2 separate regions of the Homo sapiens genome follow, and region 1 is linked to region 2. The links are chromatin contacts, found by Hi-C or POLR2A ChIA-PET in ENCODE. All regions are on one chromosome and are shown on one strand. Each heading gives the region's core, a stretch centred on a gene start or an enhancer-like site at or near the end of the contact. The rest is flanking DNA. Distances are from core to core; before and after follow the strand shown.

Region 1 (5,331 bases), core at 2,142-4,641, 380 kb before region 2:
CAGCCCGAAACTGTCTGCCACTAACACACCTACCTGGATCGCCTGGGCAGTAGCTCAGCCAAGGCTCGGCTTTCTTCCTGATCCTATGATTAAGTTAATGACCGTACAAAAGAAAACACAGGGGAGGCTCACCAAGTGTCTACTCGTGGCAAAGCGTCTATACGTACTCTTTAGAAAATATGATTCCAGCCTATAACGAAGTCAATATCAAAAAGCAATATTTACCTTTTTCTAGACCTCATTTCATCCCTGTCTGAATCCTCAGTGGAAAGTAAAGCTGCTTTCCTGAAAAGGAGATTCCAGAAGGATCAGATAGAAAGGAAAAGGGCATTCAAGATTTTTTTTTGAAAGGCCTAGGATAAGCTGTGTTTGTTTGCTTGTTTGTTTGTTTGTTTTTGAGAGATTTTTGCTCCAGAGATCTAGTGTCCCAGACATGGACAATTTAGTCGGCCTATCAGACATTGTGATTTAAGGATCTGTGGATGCAATTTGCCTCCAAATTTGACTTCAATTTGCTTCCTCACGTCAAATTTCCTTCATAATCTTGACCTTTCTCTAGAAAGACCTCTTTGTGTTCAATTGGAGCCTGATTAACTCATCAGGGAAAAAAAAAATATTTCCCAGTGCTAGAAGTACTTTAAAAAATAGTAGAACCTGCTTTGCTTATTTTACAGATGAGAAAACCAAGCTGCAAGTAATTCAAATTATGTCAACAAAGATGCAGTGTCACGCTAGTTGTGAATAGCAGAGGTAGAATTAGAATTTTAGACAGTTTGCTGGGGTTTAGTGTTTCAGATCATCCAAATGTTGCCTAGGAAAACTGAGAGCAGGCCTCAAAGAAATGTAGCAAATATATATATATATATATTTGGATGATCTTAAAGAACCACACCTGCTTTTTTAGCAATCTAGGTCACATTCCCAATAGGTACATCATTTTGCTCTATACCTACTCTTAACCTGCTCCCTGCCCTAATCATAACTTGCTTTGTAGAGGTCCTAAAATAATGAAGGCTTTAATATCCTGTTAGGGAAAACCATTGCAAAGCCTGTAATGAGACCTTGTATACACTTCCCATGTCAGACCTTTTCACAAGCTTCCACCTTCATATACAGGGGAGAGTCTTCAGGATGTGAAGAAAGGAGAAAAAAAATGAGACAACTCCTGTGATAGCTAAACCAGTGCAGTGCCTGTTTCCAGAGTGACTATGAAGATGCCTGTGGATTAAGTGCATGCTATCCTAAGGCCTAAAGAATTATCGTTCATTTGGTTTTATGTCTAATGGTTACTGGTCGTATCACATACACCTAGACTTTCTACACTCAATATTTAATTAGTTATCAGTATGTAAAGAGTACAGAAGTACTTTTCATAAAGGGAAGAGTAGAAAGAGGAGGGCAATCGTCAGGTTTTTCTGCATTGTAATGTTTCAGGACGCGTTTTTTGCAGAGGCTATACAGTTGTCCATGCCTTTAGAAGGAAAGATGGGCCTTGCAATACATAGACCATGATCAAACCACGGTCATTCCACCTTGGTTTTTAGGGAAACTCCCCACAGGATCTCTAAATAGCTTATGACAGAATGCCATTGTAATGACATTAGAGTACAAGATACCCTTCTATTTAGCCATCACTAGTAGAACCTAAAGTGGGCTTTTCATCTGGTCTCACAGATCCCAGCCTGAACATTGTTTGTCTCAGACCATTTGTGAAGATGCTAATTATCCTGCTGCTGAAAAGAATGCTGGTGTCCCAGTGACAGGTTAGCTGCATGGCAGGCATCTTTGTCTAAATGATTTGTCTTTGATCAAGATGCACAACACTTTCCAGCTAAATATTTTCGAAGTGATAATAAAAACTTATCTTCTTTTAGGCTCAAAATTGGCTTAGAGTACATAAATGCAAATGGTGCCAGGTTTATCATTCTCTCTTATGCTGTTTCTTCCCTTCTTTTCAGGAACTCAGTGAAAATAAGTGACATTTACTCAAAGTATAGTCCTTAACTACAACGATAAAATTTAAAAACTTTCCAAATATTTGCTTTGAAGAAAATAGTCATTTATTGTCAAAGCATCCAACATACTCGGATAAACTATAAAGTTTAATAAATATTTCCAGGGATAAAAGAAACACATAACTATTCAGACTCCATTTCACTGGCACAAAATTACACTTTGTATTAAAAGAAAATACATATGTACATAATTGATGACATTCTTCATTGAAGTCCATTATCATTTCATTATACATGCACTTCCCCCTGGAAACTCAAATTGAATGGTGATCCCTTTTTATTCATTTTGTTTATTTTTGTAGGAACACAAACTGTCATCAAGAAATGCAGAAAGCATCTCACCCTCCTCCTTTACTTTATATCTAAAATAAATTTTGCCCTTACATATAATTATTACATCTAAATCGTAAGTGCTTAATAATTTAAGTAGAAACGTATGACAAATGCATCAATATGTTGCAATATATGACATTTTAAAAAATGTACCTTTGTTTTGGGGAAAGTGAAAATGCGTGCATTCAAAAGAAAACCCCCTCAAACAACCCACCCAATCAAAACTCCACCATCCTGGCTCTTGTGTGTGAGTGTGTCTGTGTGTGTGTGTGGGGGGGGGTGTGTGTCCCGGGTAAATATTTGAATGAGGTTCCTGGGAGGAGAGGACGTGTGTGTGCGCGTTGGGGGGGCGGGGGGGCGGTGAATGTATGTGTCTTTGTGCAGGGTTTCGGGGTGCAAGGAAGCGGTGGATGTTCTCGCGTGTTTATTCCTGCAGGTGGCTTAACTGTGCTTGCGCGCGCGTGGAAAGCTGGGGTCCTTTCCGAGTCAATTATGCGAGGTCATGTGCCTGGAGAGGTGGTGGCGCTCCCTGAAGGACTCATTGCAGATGGGGCACTTGAGTTTCTCCTCTCGCCGCCGCTTCACCAAGGGCTCCATCGCATACTCCTTTTTGTGGTGCGACCTCATATGGTACACCAGGTCGGAGGTCATGCGGAAGGAGGCATTGCACTTGGCGCACCAGTTCTGCGCGGGCAGACACAGCGAGGTGAAGGAGGGCGGCAGCAGCGTGAGCGCCGAGGGCAGCTGCAGCTGCAAGGGCCCCGCGGCCGCCGCCGCAGCCGCGGCTGCAGCGGCAGCGGAGCTCTTGGGCCAGAAGGCGGTGGCGTACAGGAAGGGGCTCTGCTTAGGCAGGCCGCCGCCGCCGCTCGGCAGGGACCCGCAACCTCCGTTCAGGTCCGCGGCCCCCTGGAGCTTCACCGCTAGAGGGTCCGCGGCGGCGGGATAGAGTCTGGTGGGGCCCACGCCGTCGGCGGGGTGGCATGGCTCGAGCGCGCCCAGCTTCTGGCCCAGCACCAGCGGGGACAGCTGCGAGAAAGAGCGTGCTGGCTGCGAGAAGGCGCTTTTGCGCTCGTCCGACGCGGCGCCCTGGCCCCCGCCCGCGCCGCCTGCGGCCCCGGCGCCCGTTCCGCCCCCACCGCTGGTGCTGCCCGCGCTGCCCAGCTGCGGCACCGAAGTGAAGGCGCTGCCCCTCGCAGGACTGCCGCCCTCGAGCCGGCTGGGCAGCGGGCCCCCAGGCCGCGGGGCCAGCAGCTTCTCGGCGCCCACCGGTGACGCGGCCGCGGGCGTGGAGGAGCCGCCGCCGCCGCCAGCGTCCTGGTCCTCGGAGGCGACTCCCGCGCCGTCGGCTGTCCCCTCCTCCTGCAGGCTGGCCGCGCGGGCAGCCTTCTTCACCTCCACGAAGGCGCTGCGCTTCGCCTCGCCCGTCTCGGGACTTGGCGGCGCGAAGAGGCGGCCGTTCTCTTCCAGGCCGAAGTAGCTGCCCGAGGCTCGGTACTGCTGCGGTGTGCACACCAGATCCTCCTTGGAGGCCGGGAGGGGCCGCTCTACGAAGCGGCCCCGGCCCCCTACCAGACCAGCGCCACCGCCGCCCTCCGCCGCCTCCTCCGGGAATTTCCTCTTTCCTTTGCCGCCGCCCGTGGCGATGCCGTCGGGACTCAGCTCCGCCTCCTGGTGGCCGCCGCCGCCGCCGCTGCCGCTACCGCTGCTGAGGCTCTGGGCTGGGGAGCAGCTGCTGCCTCCCCGGGAGTTTTCCAGCTCCCTGGCCAGGTTGTGGAAGTCTGTGGATGGCTTCGCGCTGCTGCCGCCGGCGGCAGCGGATGGGTTGCTGCTTTCCGGGGAGGGGGATGGGTAGTGGTGGAGGGGGCCGGCTTTGCAAAACTTGGGACCCGGGCCTAAAGGTGCCTCCTGCTGCTGCTGCTGCTGGTCTTTGCCACCGCCGCCGCCGCCCCCGTGGTCCTTGGTGCCCACGCCGCCGCCTTGTTCGTCTTGGGGACTTATATCAGCGCTGTGAAGTCTCTTGGGGCAGCGGAAACGCAGATGCGCCACATAGGGGAACTCAAACTGGAAACGTTGGCTGCATTCCAGGCATGTGTAAGGGGACGACCCTGCTTAGTGAGCAAACACCACACACACGCACGCACGCACACACACACACACACGCACACCACATGATTACTCAGCATCGCCCCCAAGCCAGTTTGCCACCATCCCCTTGACAAATCCACCTTCATTTCTCAGGGCCTGAGTGCCTGAGAAAAGAATGACCAACCTGATCTAACTTTCCCTCCTGATTTGGAGGGAATACAGCAAACAAGCAAGTTTCCTCGCTTTATCCTCACCTATCTGTTTAACTTCATTCCAGACTACATCTCAGAATCTTCCTATGAGACACCCGAAGGGAAGAAAGGCGCGCCAACGCGCCGGGTGAGCCCCTGCCGCTCCCTGCGTCTCTCCCCCGCTAGTTAAGGGCCCACACGCCGGTCGCGAGCCAACCTACCATTCATTTTGTTGTGGGATCTAGAGGGGCAGAGCAAGAGTAACTCAGTCAGTTCTTTCCCGTACCAAACTAGTAACTCCTCGTCTTTGGCAATCCTGCGGAGAGAGCGGTAGAACAGCTGTCCGTTTTTTATGTAGGCTTCAAGGTTCTGCTCTTCCTTATCTCTGGCCGATTGGACCAACCGCAGCCACATGAGACCTTCTGAGGAACCATTTGCTGCTGAGGTGTCTACCTGCGGTTTGAAATAAATGAAAGAAGACAAGAAGGAGAGGGGGAGAGGGACCCTCATGAGGGAATGAAATCAGAAGAATCAAGACCATTTCTTCTATGTTAGTCTTTTCCAAAAATTGTCTGAGACCACGCTTCCAAAAGTTTGGCCCAAGCTGGGACCTGTCCTCATGTTTGTAACCATTAGGCAAGATAACCATTCTTTGAAACACTGCATCAATCATATAGTTTATTTAAGTCACCGTTTTTATATATTGG
Region 2 (5,160 bases), core at 2,369-4,868:
CCCAGCTTTTCTCCTCCTCCCTCTTCCTAATTTTCCATTAATTTCTCCCATTGATAAAATTATTAGAAAGCCAGAGAGTAGAAAGTCTGAGAAATGTAAACTAATACAAAAGAGGACAGAGCAGGGAAAGGCTGGTGAATGAATCTGAGAGCAGATAGGCAGAAGGCAAATACTGGAAGACCTATATGTAGAAACAATGCCAAATGCTAAAATATTAGATGGCAACATCAGAAAATATGTAACCAAGTGCTCAAAATTATACAGATGGGAACTAAAACAGAAGTTAAGACATGAGAAATGTCTCTGGTTGGAAAGGATATGGGTGCAGAAATCAAGAAAGTGGAGATGAGACAGAATTTGTGACTTGATTTGACCAGGAGAAAAAGCAGGGAGATATTAGAGGGTAGAGGTATAGCATAAAAAAAGGCAAACATAAAAATTATCCTAAAGTATGAGATGAGGGTGGAGAAGGAAGGAAGTAGGTGAGATGGTCAGCAAGAAGAACCGAAAAATAATTCCTTCCTCTCATCTTCCCTCTTCCCTCCTTACTTCCTTTCTCCACTAAATCAACAAATGTTGATTGAAAACCTTCTGTTTGCCTGGCACTAATAAGTAGCCTGTAGAGGGTACAAGATGTATGGTGTTAAACAAAAATGTCTATCTCTTACCCTTGGAGAGTTTACAGTTTAGATGTAGCCAAATAGAAATAGAAAATAAATAAAAAATAATCAGTAAACAAACAAATAATGTAATTTCAAATTGTGAAAAGGGTATAGAGGAAACCAACAGGGTGAAGTCAAACAGAATAATATTCAGTAGTAAGAAGGAGACCAGGGCTTTGATCCCTCATGCATAAAACGTTAATATTTTGGTCATATTTCCTGGTGCTGTAAAAAGTGATTCATTGCAGATTTTTGACCAAGGAAGTGACAAGAAAAATGATATTTTTGGTTCTTCTGATAGACTTACTGGACTCACTATATTAGGTGGCCAGCAATATAAACAAAAAGTGAGTTTAGACTGTCAGAAGTTGCGGTCACAGGGAGAAAACAAGTAGCAGCAATATCTTAAGACTTAATGACAAACTTGAAACCAGGTTTAACCCTTTTCCCCTTTAGAAAAAAAAAAGAGTGCAGCTCACTGCTAGTGCTCATTTAATTTTACATAAACACACTCTTTGAGGCTGAAACAAAGGTGATAGCTTTTCAATGTGAAAATAAAATATAAAAACTGATCTTGGAGTTATTTCTAAACAGAACTAACATCAAAATCATCTCAATCATCAGAATTGTCTGTTTTGGAAAAATCAGATTCATGAAATGAATCTTCTGCCAACAGCTGTTTGGGAACGATGTTAACATCACACACTTCCAAAAGAAATCTTGTAACTCTTAGTTATCCTTCCAGCCCCCGAACCCAAGCCCTAAGCAACTACTAATCTACTTTCTGTCTCTATAGGTTTTCCTATTCTTGACATTTTATATAAACTGAATCATATAATTCATGTTCTTTAGTGAATGGCTTCTTTTACTTAGCATAATGTTTTTAAGATTCATCCATGTTATAGCATATATTAGTACTTTATTATTTTTTATGGCTAAATAATATTCCACAGTGATTTCCTCCACTTTATCGGTTGATAGACATTGTTTCAACTATATGGCTGCTATAGATGTTTGAAACAAGTTATGTTTTTATTGTTGGATATATACTTAGGAGTAGAATAACTGGGTCATATGGTAACCTATGTTTAACCCACTTGAGGATTTGTCGGACTGTTATCCAAGGTGGTTGCCCTATTTTATATTCCCACCAGCAGTGTATGAAGGTACTAATTTCTTCAAATTTTAACAGCGATTGAGAATTACTATATTTTGTAAATGGAAATACCACTACTAAAAACACAATGCTATAAATAGAATGATGTCTTTTGTTTCCAAAGTTGATATACTAGAGCAATGTAAAAATAATAAAAGCGAGATATTTCATGGCAAAATTATCACAGGTTAAACGCTGCAGCCACAAGCACCACCAGTGAGTATTTTCAGGGCAAATGGGAAAAGGACCAAGAAGAAAAAGTTTAATAAATTTAACTTGAGAGGCCAGAATAATAGTAATGCCACTAACAAAGGAAGAGAAGTTGGGAAAAGAGGCAGATTTATAAGGGAAAACAATCAGTTTTGAACATAATCTTAAAGATGATGTCCATTGAAGACAACTGGTGACTTAGAAAAGTGATGCAGCTGATTCTGATGTGATGGATCCATTCACAAAGTTAATAAGGAGAAGCTGGGCATAGTCAGGGTATTCTTAAACACTGAAGTTACATAATGTCATGCTTTCAGAGCAATGACAGACAAAAGATTGGATTGTTTTCATTCAATACGATAATTTATTACTTTTTATATTTTTGTAATCTTATCACAACTTCTACTGAAACCTGAGAAGTATCTTACTAGATTCTCAGAGACTATTCCTGGAACACAGCAATACTCAAACTCCTTATTGACAAGTGGATTATTTGAATTGTGCAGATCTCTGAGAAGGTGAAGATACTTTTCAGAAACATTTGGGCACTGAGTCTTTCTTTCCCTGGATGGTATGTGGCATTGCAGATGCTGACTTTGATACAAAATCAATAAAAAAATGCAATCTGTTAACATTCATTTAAGTAAAAGTGCATAGATTAGGAAACTGTTGCAGACACTGTTAGTACTCTACCCATCTCTAATTGGGTTTCTTTGCCGTTGTCATATGTGTAAGCTCCCAGTCAGCTTTCATTCCTAACAGCCAACACCTGTGTCTCTTGGTAGACGGATGCTTTCAAACATTCAGATTCCATTTTTCTACGTGCATGGAGATCTAAAATTGCCTAGGAATTTACTCCTCTACCTCACCACTATGGGTGGTGTATAAGCAATGTCTGGTCAGAGATGAATAACTCAACTCTCTTGCCACTTGACTTCGGAGAACTGACAAATAACCCACATTTTCTCCAGAGTTCCCCTATGGGATTAAAAAGATTTTCTTTAAAATTTTATTGTGGTAAGAACATTTAACATGAGATCCACCCTCTTATCAAATTTTTAAGTGTAAAATATATTATTGTTGCTTCATATAGGATTGAATCCAAGTCCTGCATGAAACATAGCATGACTTGACACCCATTCCTGGCATCTTTTCCTTCCTGATCCCATTTTCCTGCTTCCCTAAACAATTTTTCCTGGGAACACTTCCTACTAAAACACTTTCACATGAATCCTCATTTCAGAGCCTAAAACCAACCCAAGTCAGAAGGTTGATTAGTTTTTTTATTTGCTGCTATAATAGGTAACCACAACCTTGGTGGCTTAAAATAACAAAAATTTATTAACTTATAGTTCTGAAGTCCAGTATGGGTTAAAACCATGTCACTGTACTAAAACCAAGACGTTTCAGGAGTGCATTCCTCTTACAAGACTCTGGGGGAAAGAGTGTTTCCTTACCTTTTCCACGTTCCCAAGGCCATCCATGTTTCTCAGTTCCTCACTCTTTTTCTCCATTTTCAAAACCAGCAAACGGTAGTAGATTTCACAGCACATCGCTCTGACTTCCTCTTCTGCCTCCCTCTCTCACTTTAAAGGCCCTTCCTGATTACATTGAGCCTACCTGGATAATCCAGGCCAATCTCCTTATCTTCAATCAGCTGACGAGCAACTTCAATTCTATCTGTAACCCTAATGCTCCTTTGCCAGGATACTTAACACTGTTCTTCTCTTCCTTCTTCAGAATCTCACTTACAATAAGTTTTATTTAATGATTCTCCTCCTTATACTTTCTGTCTCACCAGTTTCCTCTCACACTGATTTACCTGCTACACATAAATATTCTTATTGGGCTTATGTGCCTTTTCCTCCACTTATTCAACCTCTCACCTGGATAGATGCTTCTGCAGAAATCTACACTAACAATAGTGTGTGGATGCCTGGAGCCACAGATAACTGTTGCCCTGCCCAACCAGGAGAATAAGACACTGCATTTAATGTTACTATGGGTTATAAATACCACCCTCTGTGCCTTGGACATGCACCTGGTTGTATACATCTAGAAACTCAAGTCTGGGCTGCTTATCTTCCTGAAAGTTCAGCTACAGATAAAATGAGACATTTGGTCTCTGGCCTCTCCCTTTCTCCTTTAAAACAAATGAAAGGAGGAGTAATGGGAGATACCCATACTTTCCATATAAACCTGCAGGAAAACCGTGCCCTAAAAATTTTGAGGGCCCATCTAAAACTTTAATTTGGGAAGATTGTGTTAACTCACATGCAGTAATATTAAAAAATGACTCATATGGTTTAGTAATAGACTGGGCACCAAAGGGCTATTTAAAAAACAATTGCTCCTCTGGTGGAAGGGAATGCCTGGAGGCTACTTATTTTATTTCTTATCAAGAGAACGAGAATCATCATTCTACTTTGCATAGGAGGATCAGCTCATTCTTTCCCTTAAAATGGGTAGATAAAGGCATTACACCCCCCAACCCCAGGCCTCATATGATACTCCCCATTCTGAGCCCAGAACACCCAGAACTTTGGAAATTGGCTATTGCCATGTCTGGACTGTGAGTGTGGGAAGGGAAAACTATTCTGACTGTTGTTCCCACTACCATCCCACTCAGTATCAATGTAGACCCAGACATTCTGCTTTACTTACCTCCAACCTGACTATTCCCATACAGAGCTGTGTTAAGCCTCCTTACATGCCGTTAGTAGGAAATATCAAAATTTGGACACATAATCAAACTGTCCAATGCATTAATTGTCATCTATGCACTTGTATTAACTCCCATTTTGACTCCAGGAAAAATGTAATGTTCGAGCTCGAGAAGGAATCTGGATTCCGGTAACTTTACCTAGACCTTGGGAATCCTCCCCCTCAATAAGGAAGTGCTACAGCGAATTCTAAAAAGATCTAAGAGATTTGTTTTCACTTTAGTCACTGTTATCATGGGCCTAATTACAGTCACTGCAATGGCCACCACTGCCGGAATGGCATTACACCAATCCATTCAAACAGCTCATTTTGTTAATGATTGGCAAGCCATTTCCACCCAAATGTGGAATTCTCAACAAGGCATCGATCAAAAATTGGCAAATCAAATTAATGATTTAAGACAGTCTG

What was found. Hi-C counts contacts between places; a loop is a spot of excess contacts on that map. ChIA-PET counts read pairs that join two places held with the same protein, here RNA polymerase II (POLR2A). Pooled maps may share reads with other maps.
Region 1: a loop to region 2 is called in a map of prostate gland, with 2.4 times the contacts of the local background. The contact joins the enhancer-like site here to the promoter of PCAT4 in region 2. A Hi-C loop is called at or near these places in 2 of 168 maps with a recorded cell type or tissue (prostate gland and sigmoid colon) and 2 of 50 pooled maps. POLR2A ChIA-PET finds 5 or more read pairs at or near these places in 3 of 52 experiments (IMR-90, PC-3 and activated CD4-positive, alpha-beta T cell).

What each region holds. Positions count from the first base shown.
Region 1 is chr4:80,201,036-80,206,366 of GRCh38, reverse strand. PRDM8 (PR/SET domain 8) reads right to left here. Exons shown (of 4, transcript NM_001099403.2): 3 at 4,846-5,077; 4 at 2,038-4,453. The coding sequence ends at 2,835. Among named protein-coding and RNA genes, the nearest start is that of PRDM8, 6.2 kb to the right of the region's middle. RefSeq lists silencers at 3,342-3,441, 3,902-3,981 and an enhancer at 4,344-5,331. Within about 2 kb of position 3,391, at least 26 of the 41 ENCODE cell types and tissues checked have a DNase peak (open chromatin) inside an H3K27ac peak, as active enhancers do; they include IMR-90, prostate gland and sigmoid colon, where a contact is called at or near this core.
Region 2 is chr4:79,825,929-79,831,088 of GRCh38, reverse strand. It overlaps PCAT4 (prostate cancer associated transcript 4), which reads right to left and starts at 3,618. Exons shown (of 2, transcript NR_026555.1): 1 at 3,486-3,618.